Linked DNA regions of Homo sapiens: regions 1 and 3 are each linked to region 2. A link is a contact called in ENCODE Hi-C or POLR2A ChIA-PET data. All regions are on one chromosome and are shown on one strand. The core of a region is the stretch at or near the end of the contact, and the rest is flanking DNA. Distances in the headings are between cores, read along the strand shown. Region 1 holds the start of IRX2-DT (IRX2 divergent transcript). Region 2 holds the start of ICE1 (interactor of little elongation complex ELL subunit 1). Region 3 overlaps ADCY2 (adenylate cyclase 2).

Region 1 (2,984 bases), core at 288-2,787, 2.7 Mb before region 2:
GCCAAGGCCCCAGCGACTCGGTCGCTGCCCAGAAATTCCGCCGAGGGCCGGCAGTCGCGACAACCCCGTAATGGCCTCAATCGCCCGTAACGTGCTTCGCCGCGGCCCGGGCCTGGCCCAGCTCAGTAACCTCGAGACTCGCGAGCCGCCCCCAGGTCGCCGGAGCAGGAGCTGCGCTCGGGCCACGGAGGACTCAGGCGGCCCTTAGCGGGTCACGCGCCCGCAAGCACGATATTTGAAAGCATGGTCCGCTGGACAGAGTAAGGCCGAAACCTGGGCGCCTCGGGCCGGACTCCGGAGCCGCAGCTGAATGCTCGGCTCCTGGGCCTAACTCGGTGACCCCCACCGCCCTGAGCCCCGCGAGTGAATGCGAACCGCCCGGCCGTCGGCTCAGAGGCCGCAGTGACGCGGACCCTCGCGCCCCACGCCAATGCAGGCGAGCACACAGCCCGCTCCGAACGCCTCCCCAGGCTGCGGTGCGGAAACCAGGGACAAACGGCGCCAGACCCCGGCCCCGGCGGAGACGCACTTCCCAGGCTCTCAGAGAAAATCAGCCGGCGAGCCGAGGGGACGCGCGGGGGGCGCGCGGGTCCCGGCCGGGCTCAGGGACGTCCCCGCCTGCCGCGCTGCCCTCCCCACCCGGGGCCCGGCTCAGCCTGCGGGGCGGCCAACCGAGCCGGCGACTCCTGAGTCGCCAGCCGCGCCACATTCCCGGCGGCCCCCGCCCGCCGAACCCGAGCCCCGCTCCGCCTGAGCCCCGTCTGGGTCCCGGCGCCCAGGAGTCCCGCGTCCCGCCCGCGCCCGGTTACCATGTAGGACGGGAAGCCGGCGGCGGCGGCGGCGGCGTCGGCCGAGTACTGCAGCGGGCTCCCGAAGCCGGTGGCCGCCTGCGCCGTGAAGGCCGCCGAGCCCGGGTAGGGGCTGAACGCCGAGCCCGACGCCGAGCGCGCCAGCTCCTCGCTGCGCGGAGCCGCCAAAGCCGACGCGCCGTAGGCCGGGCACGAGTAGAGCGCCAGCGAGCCGGGCGCCTGGTACAGGTAGCCCTGCGGGTAGGACATGGTGGGCGCGGGGCGCGGGGCCCGCGTCACGCCGAGCAGCGGGCAGGGCGCGCGGCGCCCTCCATCCACGCCCGGCCGGGGCGCGGCGCGGCGGCGGGCACCCGGACGGCCGGCGGAGGCAGGCCGGCCCGGGTACTAGCCTGGGCGGCCCGCGGGCCGGGGCGGCGGCGGGGTGGCGGTGGCGGCGGCAGCAGCGCGGAGCCGGTGGGCGCAGCCGCGCGCCAGGCCGGCGGTCGGGGTTTGGGGGAGTCTGGAGTCGGGAGTGAGGAGTTGAGGAAGGAGCGCTCGAGTTTCCGAGGGACATTGGAACGCGCAGCTGTCCATCACGCGCTCATCTGCATATTCGGGGGCCCGCCCCTCCCCTGCTCCGCCCGCTGCAGCCTCCGGGCCGCGGCCGGGGGAGGGGCAGAGAGACGGGAGGGAGGCGGGGGAGGGCGGAGGCGACGGAGGCGGGCGGCGGGAGGGACCGGCAGGCTTTTGTGGCGCAGCCGCCTCTCTAGCAGCTCCGGCCCCAGCCCGCGGCTCGCGGACCTGCAGCCCAGCCCGGCCGCGCTGCGTGCCCCGGCGCGCACCCCTCCCACTCCCATCCACTCGGAGCCACGTCCCCTGCCCGGCTCCGGCCGGCTCCCACCGTCCCCGGCCACCGTCTTCGCCCCTGCCCGGCCCCCGCCCCTTCCAGCCACTACCCCGCCCCCACCCCCTTCTCCACCCTCACGGACTAGGCAGAGGCCGCCCGCGGTCAGGCCAGGCCGGGTCCAATTAGGGGACTCACAGCCTGCCCCGCTGTGCACCCCGAGGAGGCCCGGCCCCTGTGTCCAATCCGGAAGTCGCAGGGAAGTGGGGAGGTCAGGATGGTGGCGCCCGCGGCTCGGGTCTTCCTCCGGGCAGTGCGCGCGGCTCTCACTTCCACGGTCCCGGACCTGCTCTGCCTCCTGGCCCGAGGCTCCCCGCGTGGCCTCGCGTCTGGTCGCCTACCCCTCGCGGTCCACTCCGCCCAGCATGGACCTGGATCCGGGGCGCCTTGGTTGCGAATTGCCAGGAGGGCCCTGAGGTGAGCTTTCTGCCCCCAAATCCGCAGCGCAACCCCCGGGGCCCTGAACGTTACGACTTTCCACTGTTGGGAATGACGCCAGGGCTTCAGCTAAGAAGACGCCGTCCCCTAAAGAGTTTTATTTTATTTTGTTTTTCTAAGTTGACTCCTCTTTCAGATTTGTGTTGTCAAAACACTGGGGGGATGATTGTTACCTGACAAACCGCCTCTGGCAGGACCTGAAGCCTCCCAGTCACGTCGAGAACGGGCAGGAGCTCAGGTTGGCGCCGCCGGTGCAGTGGGCATTACAGGTAGCTCAGGTGACGCGCGGCTGGAGTAGGGGGGCGGTTGCCTTGCGGGGCTCAGAAGCGAGGCGGTTGGCGAGGGTTCCTAGGACCCCAGCTTCCTAGAACCCTCTCCCCATCACGCTTCTCCAACCCTTTTCCACTCGGGGATGGCCGAAGAGGGCGTCTGGCTGCCCACTCCGAAGGGTCACCTATGGGGGGCGCTCAGGGGGATGGAAGAGTGTCAGGTCTGTGCTGGCCTATTGGGAGCACCCACCCAGCAGGTGCCTCTATCCTCGGAAGCCGTCTCGGGTGGGTGCGGTGGAGAAGAGAGAGCGCAGTGGCCTGGGGCGGGCCTCAGCTCAGGCCTGCAGCCGACTCCTGCACCCCTGCTGGCCCTGCAGCCTGCGGAGCAGCCTTAGTGATCTCAGGACGCAGGGCATGTTGCGGCCTCCCTGTGGTGCGGCTGCAGCGGCGCGGAGGGAGCGGAGCCCGGGTTGCCAGTCTGGTCCAGGGCGCAAGAGAAACACTCACGGCATCAGGCTGTCTTTCCCCAGGTGCAAGGGAACCAGTTGCAAACTGCAGTGCTGTGCTTGAGGATGGCTCCTCCTG
Region 2 (2,900 bases), core at 1-2,500:
TCTATCACCGGCAGGTCCTCAGTTAGGTACACGCCTGTCTTGCTTGGGTGTCAACGACAGGAAACTTAGCTATCGCTGGATGTCTGCTTCCGCCACTCCACAGCAGGTGGTATCCAGAGTGTGTAAGCAAGGTCAGGGGTGCGAAATTTGGAGAAGAAAACTCAGAGAAAAATGCAGACTGCTTTTTTTGGAAGGGGTGTTTTCAGTTGCAATTTCCATACTGAGGAGCTAGAAATTGGCTGGTAAGGTCTAGACATTAACTTAACTAAACGTGCATTCCTCCTCTTGAATTTGGACTTTATAAGGAATTTGGATTGTATAACCACACGATGGAAGCTGCGAGAGGCTTCTGAACAAGGTACTGACGGCGACCAGCTGTGATGACTAAAAAGACGATTCTGGTGGTGGTGGATACGGTGGCTGGAGATAAGAAAAACCTCGGTTCAAACGAGATCTGAATTTACCCACTAACTACGACCACGAGGAGTTTATTCCTTTATCTTTCCGTTTTCTCTCTCTCCCGAGAAGTGTCAAAAACAGGATTTGGAGGTGGCAGGATAATGGCCAAAATGGGTAGACAAGGTGGCGAACGATTCAACCAGGCTCTGGGCTTGGCGCATGGTGGGCGGTGGCGCCCACACCTGGGCCTGGGAACCCGCCGCTCGGGCATCACTGGCTGCCGCGGCGACCGGCGAGGACACATGACCGAGGAGCGAAAGGTCAGAAGACAAGGGGACTGTTACAGGAGCAGGGGAGCCGCCACTGGCTGCTAAGGCCGTGCAACTGGCGCCGAAGCGCACGATCTCCGCCCGCCCCGCAGCGCGTCGGGAACTGTAGTCCCTCCCTCTCCTGCTCCCTGGCCCAGGACGGGCTCCGGGACAGCGCCTATCCCTCTAGCTGTAAATCACGCACTTTCCTGTCCTGGACGCCGGGTCCTTCCACTTCTCAGGCGTCTGGAGCTTACGTCACGGGCGGGTCACCGCCCACATAGCGGAGGCCTTTAGGTGTCTATGGAAAGCCTGTCGTACAGCAAGGTGGCAATAAAGGATCGACCCTTAACAGTGGTAGGAATGCACCTTCGATCCTTCTACTCCTATTGGCTGCTCCTCTGTGGGCGTCTCCCCCGCCGCATAGCACAGCTCCTCTCCCGGTGTTGCTCAGGCAGCGCCTTAGGCAGCCCCGCGCCCAGGGGAGGGGCGGGGCGAGCCAGGGCGGGGCGGGGCGAGCCAGGGCGGGGCGGGGCCCTGACTGGACTGCGTCGCGCTCGGGGGCCGCGCCGGGTAGCGTTTCTTTTTAGTGCCTGAGGCAGCTCTGGCTCGGAGAGCCTTTTGCTAGCCCCACGGGGACCTCTGTGCACGGATGGACCCGCCCGGACCTGGCGGGAAGCGGCCTGGCAGGCGGCGGCCCCGGCGGCATCAGCAGAGACAGGACGGGGCCGACGCCGCGGGCCCCTGAGGCGTGCGTGCCCACCGGGCCCGGCGGCGGCACCATGATGCCGGGCGAGACCCATTCGGCGGCGCCCGGGACGGCGGCGGACCTGTCGCGATGTCAGGGCTGCGCCTCTCTGCAGCAGGTGCAGCACCTCCCGGGGCCCCGGGCGCGGGGGGGGACTCGGCTCGGCCGGCCGGGAGCGCAGGGATGTGGGGTCCGGCCGCGCGGGCTGTGCCTCAGTGCGCTGCTCTCCCTTCCCAACCGTAGCTCTTGCTCGCTCGTCTCTCTGCTCTCTTTTTCCTACATGAGTTTTGGGGACGGCTTTCTTTGCTTTATTTAAGCTTGAAACCCAGAGTTCATTGACTGGAATGCGCTGGTGTAACGGTGGGGGTGGAGTAAGCGAGGTTTGGAGGGCCCCCCACCTTCCCTACCCGGCCTCGGAGCTCCCTAGGGCAGACTCCGTAGGTCAGTGAGGGACAGGTGAAACGCCGAGGGCAGTTATCTCCCTGAGGATAACGCTTTGGTCTTCTGGCCCATCCTGAGTATTTGTTGTTTGGAGGCAGAATCTTACGTGACATGTGGGTTGTCTGAGTCTTAGACTCGAAGAGTCTAGGGAGGCGTTTCAGCTTATAGCAGATGTGCCATCCCGAGGCTAATTTTTTAAAAAGCAAGCCAAGTAATTGGTCAAGTAGCTTGTCAGTTGTTTGATAAAAGTAGTTTATGAAAGGCATGCAGAGACTGGAGGTTTCTAACAGCGGCGTGGGCTCTTCTTTAGAGTGACATAAGGGAGAATTGCTAGAGTATGGCTCCAGATCTTATGGGGTGGTACTTGGGCAATAGTGCCCCTCATTTCCCACGACTCTCCTAGCTGCCTGATGTCGGGGGTCTCTTTTAACTTCCTACTATCGCGGTTTCAGTGATAAAACGGAACTCACCAGCACCTCATTACCTACTCTGCCTAGTGTTCTAGGAACTACAGACATTGTGGTGAACAAAATAGGATCTCTCATAAGTAAGATGCATATGTGTGAATAAGGCCTCAGAAGATTTTAGGTGTTAGAAAATAAAGGAGGATGTTGGAATATTGGTCTTGTCTCTTAGCTAGAGTAGTCAGGTAGGGAATTTTTGAGTCAGTAACTTTCAGATATTTGAATAATGGGAAGGATCGGGCTGTCAGAAGAGATGTGGGAAGAGCTTCCTGGATAGAGGGATTAACAGGTGGAAAGGTTCCTTTGGTGAGAAGGAGCAGGGTGTCTTTGATGAGCAGAACATGGTATGGTTGGCATGAGCATAGTGCACACGGAAGATGGTTGATGAGACCAGACGGGAGTGCAGGCTAGGTAGGCCATGCCGAGAAACTTGGTTTGCATTTTAAGTGCAATATCTGTGAACTGATTGCAAACATTTTAAGTGTTGAAGGAAGGGGAGGAAGGAAATGTGCTGCTTTTGTGAGTAGAAGGAGAACTAAC
Region 3 (3,058 bases), core at 179-2,678, 2.4 Mb after region 2:
TGTACCAGGGACCTTCATGCCACTGCACAACCCTCTGGTGCTCCTGAGGGTGACGTGACATTTTCCTCCAAGTTTCCTAAGGAGTGCTGCTGTTGGGTTAAAGACACACAGTGTCAGCTGGGTGCGGTGGCTCAGGCCTGTAATCTCAGCACTTTGGGAGGCCAAGGCAAGCGGATCATGAGGTCAGGAGTTCAAGACCAGTCTGGCCAACATAGTGAAACCCTGTATCTACTAAAAATACAAAAACAAGTTAGCCGGGCATGGTGGTATGTGCCTGTAATCCCAGCTAGTAAGGAGACTGAGGCAGGAGAATCGCACCAACCCAGGAGGCAGAAATTGCAGCGAGCCGAGATCGTGCCTTTGCACTCCAGCATGGGCAACAGTACGAGACACCATCTCAACAACAACAACAAAAAAGACACACAGTGTCTCCTGTAGCATTCACCACCCTGCGAGCTCCATGGTGTAAAGCCGAGTAGTGGGGCAGGCAGCATGGCCTAACAGGAGCCCGGAGTGGGGACTCGGGACCTGGGGTGAGCCCTGGTTTTGGCACTGCCTCACTGCAAGGGCAGCTCGGAAACTTTCCAGGAGCAAAGCAGGAATGGGAACATTTAGATGAAGCCAGCTCTGGGCTTTGTTTCTGTATTTGTCAAATAAAGAAGGTGAACCCCTTGGGGGTGTCATCACAGCCACTGTAGCCCTGTGTGTACATAGGGACCTGTCTTTAAGCATTGATATAAATCCCCCTGCAGATGATCAGTGCCTGTTCACCAAGCTTCCAGTTGCAACACCTGAAGATGGTTCCTTCCTTCATTCGGGAAACACGGGGTCCTCAAATCTACACCTGACTGGGGGCAGCCTACAGCCCTATAGGAGAATGAAAGAGCTTGGTTTCAGAGCTCTTCAGACTTGGACCAGCATGGATGGCTCCACGTTCCATAACAGGCATGCCAAGGGTGTTTGGATGACGCTCAAGGCCAGTGATTCCTGCCTGGTAGGCTTGCAGTCTCGCTGCTGACCTGACATGTTCTCTGGAAGGGAGAAGAGTGGACACTGAACCTTAAATCAGAGCATCATCATTCCCACTGTGATGCTGGGAAATGAAATGATCGTGTCATTCTGCTCAGCTGGCGGGCTGCAGGGTTCTCTGTACTTAATCACACAATGCAGATCTTCCCTTGGCTGTAACATTTCAAATGTTACTACCAATTTCTGTCTAATAGGGTGAGCAATGGGGGTGATGGCTACTCTAGCAGCCATTGTAAGACTTGGGGACTAAACTATTAAAAGGAGCCCCCAATCCCCACCACAATCAGAGCAGACCTATGCCGTCTCCTCAAGGACCCTGTACTCCCCCAGGGGAGGTTTGCTAGCCAGTTGCGGGAACAGTGAGTGTGGGGAGATTCTGGAGGCTTCAGTCCCCATGGGAACAGCACTGCATGCAAAACAGAGCCCACACAAAGGGCCTGAGCAAGAAAGAGAGGCACCAACCCCCTGCCAAAAGTTCTCAGAGTTCCCACAGTGAGTCTCAGAAAGGGAGAGTTTTGTTTGTTTCTGAAAACACATAATGAGGGTGTTATAAGAAGAGCCACCTGCGTGCATAAAGCATAGCAAAGTCGTGCCCCTCCCTTCTGTGGAATGTCTCCTGTGGCCATCGGACCCTGCTGCCCTAAAGTAGCCTCCTCACTGGACAGAAGAATCTATTTCCTTGACCTAATGATGTAATATTAACCTTGCAATCCCAGGCCAGGTGGGGCTAATATTGTGTGGCCTTGCACAGCTGAATGATAACGGTGCCCATGCTGTTTAAGAGTGTAGCTATCATCAAGGTTTCTGTCCCCTCTACAGTGTCAGGACCAAATACTGACATCCTGCCTGAGCTCTTTTCCTCCCTAAGGTTTCCCCAAGCAGAAGCCCTACCCCTTACTGAAACTGCATGGCAGAGTGTGGCTGATGCTGGGACCAAAGAAGTCCCTGCAGACAAGAGCAGTGCTTCTGAAAGTGAAGCACCTGCTAAACAAGCTATTACTGGTCCCCACACAAGCCTTCCTTGACCTCCTGGGCCCTGAGAGGTGACTGAGAGCAAAGCATCTGTCCCAGCCCTGGCACCTCTTGGCTATGGGGCCTCAGAGTCCTCTCAGAGACCATTACCAATTTTTGAAGCAATAATTTAGATGAAGCTCTTAGAACTGTGCATGGCATGTAGTAAATACTGTTAGCTATCTTTTAAGCAAATATCCCAGATTCATGCAAAACTTGAGAATCACTGCCCCTGGGAATTGATCAAAAGCTTTCAGAAAGGGCTCCTGCCCAACATTTTTAGAGCCTGAATAAAGTGGAAAACAAAACCCAATGTAATCACTTCGCTCCTGTTCCTGGCATTGGATAAAAAGCACTGTGGGCAGTGCCTGCCTTCCCAGCCCCCTCTCAGCAGGGTGGGCCAAGCCCTGGTGCTGAGTGCTCAGTGCCTCTGAATGCAGAGGCCCCGGGGGAGGCTTCTGGGGCATGGGGTGGATGGGAGCAGGCCCTCAGCCCCTTTGTGTGGGTTGCCCCGGCATCCACCACACTAATCCATTTCCACTAAACTCTTGGTGATACTGCTCTGTGAGTCTTCTGGAAATAATACAGGAAAACAAGACTTTGGCAAAAGCAAGTATAGCTATACTTTACCAATATTGCCGGTTTGGTTCCAGACCTCTGCAATAAAGTGAATATCACTATCAAGCGAGTCACAAATTTTTGCTTTCCCAGCACATGTGAAGATTGTTTACACTATACTGTATGTTTTAAGTATTCAATAGCATGATGTGTAAAAAAAAATGTACATACCTTAACTTTAAAATACTGTATTGCAAAAAATGCTGACATGGATACACAAAATGAGCACATGCTGTTGGGAAAATGGTGCCATTAGACTTGGTCAAGGGAGGGTGGCAGCAAACATTCACTTTGTGAAAGATGCAATATCTGTGCACTGCAATAAAGCAAGACGCAATACAACAAGGTCTACCTATAAGCCAAAAAAAAAAGGACTTGAAGTCATGTTTTATTTCCCTGC

The links. Hi-C counts contacts between places; a loop is a spot of excess contacts on that map. ChIA-PET counts read pairs that join two places held with the same protein, here RNA polymerase II (POLR2A). Pooled maps may share reads with other maps.
Region 1: a map of chondrocyte shows a loop between it and region 2 (4-fold over the local background). The contact joins the promoter of IRX2-DT here to the promoter of ICE1 in region 2. A Hi-C loop is called at or near these places in 1 of 168 maps with a recorded cell type or tissue (chondrocyte). POLR2A ChIA-PET finds 5 or more read pairs at or near these places in 1 of 52 experiments (AG04449).
Region 3: a pooled map shows a loop between it and region 2 (4-fold over the local background). The contact joins the enhancer-like site here to the promoter of ICE1 in region 2. A Hi-C loop is called at or near these places in 2 of 50 pooled maps.

Annotation. Positions count from the first base shown.
Region 1 is chr5:2,750,356-2,753,339 of GRCh38, forward strand. IRX2-DT (IRX2 divergent transcript) reads left to right here and starts at 1,538. Exons shown (of 4, transcript NR_122126.2): 1 at 1,538-2,109; 2 at 2,325-2,399; 3 at 2,930-2,984. It overlaps IRX2 (iroquois homeobox 2), which reads right to left and starts at 1,322. Exons shown (of 4, transcript NM_033267.5): 1 at 810-1,322. The coding sequence starts at 1,058. RefSeq lists an enhancer at 1,437-2,361.
Region 2 is chr5:5,421,427-5,424,326 of GRCh38, forward strand. ICE1 (interactor of little elongation complex ELL subunit 1) reads left to right here and starts at 1,251. Exons shown (of 19, transcript NM_015325.3): 1 at 1,251-1,573. The coding sequence starts at 1,490. It overlaps LOC101929200 (a long non-coding RNA gene), which reads right to left and starts at 703. Exons shown (of 6, transcript XR_001742583.3): 1 at 1-703. RefSeq lists enhancers at 1-497, 498-1,008, 874-1,123 and silencers at 1,154-1,483, 1,544-1,683.
Region 3 is chr5:7,793,052-7,796,109 of GRCh38, forward strand. All of the region lies in intron 20 of ADCY2 (adenylate cyclase 2), which reads left to right. Among named protein-coding and RNA genes, the nearest start is that of CFAP90, 57 kb to the right of the region's middle. RefSeq lists enhancers at 1,228-1,387, 1,638-1,737. Within about 2 kb of position 1,429, at least 2 of the 41 ENCODE cell types and tissues checked have a DNase peak (open chromatin) inside an H3K27ac peak, as active enhancers do.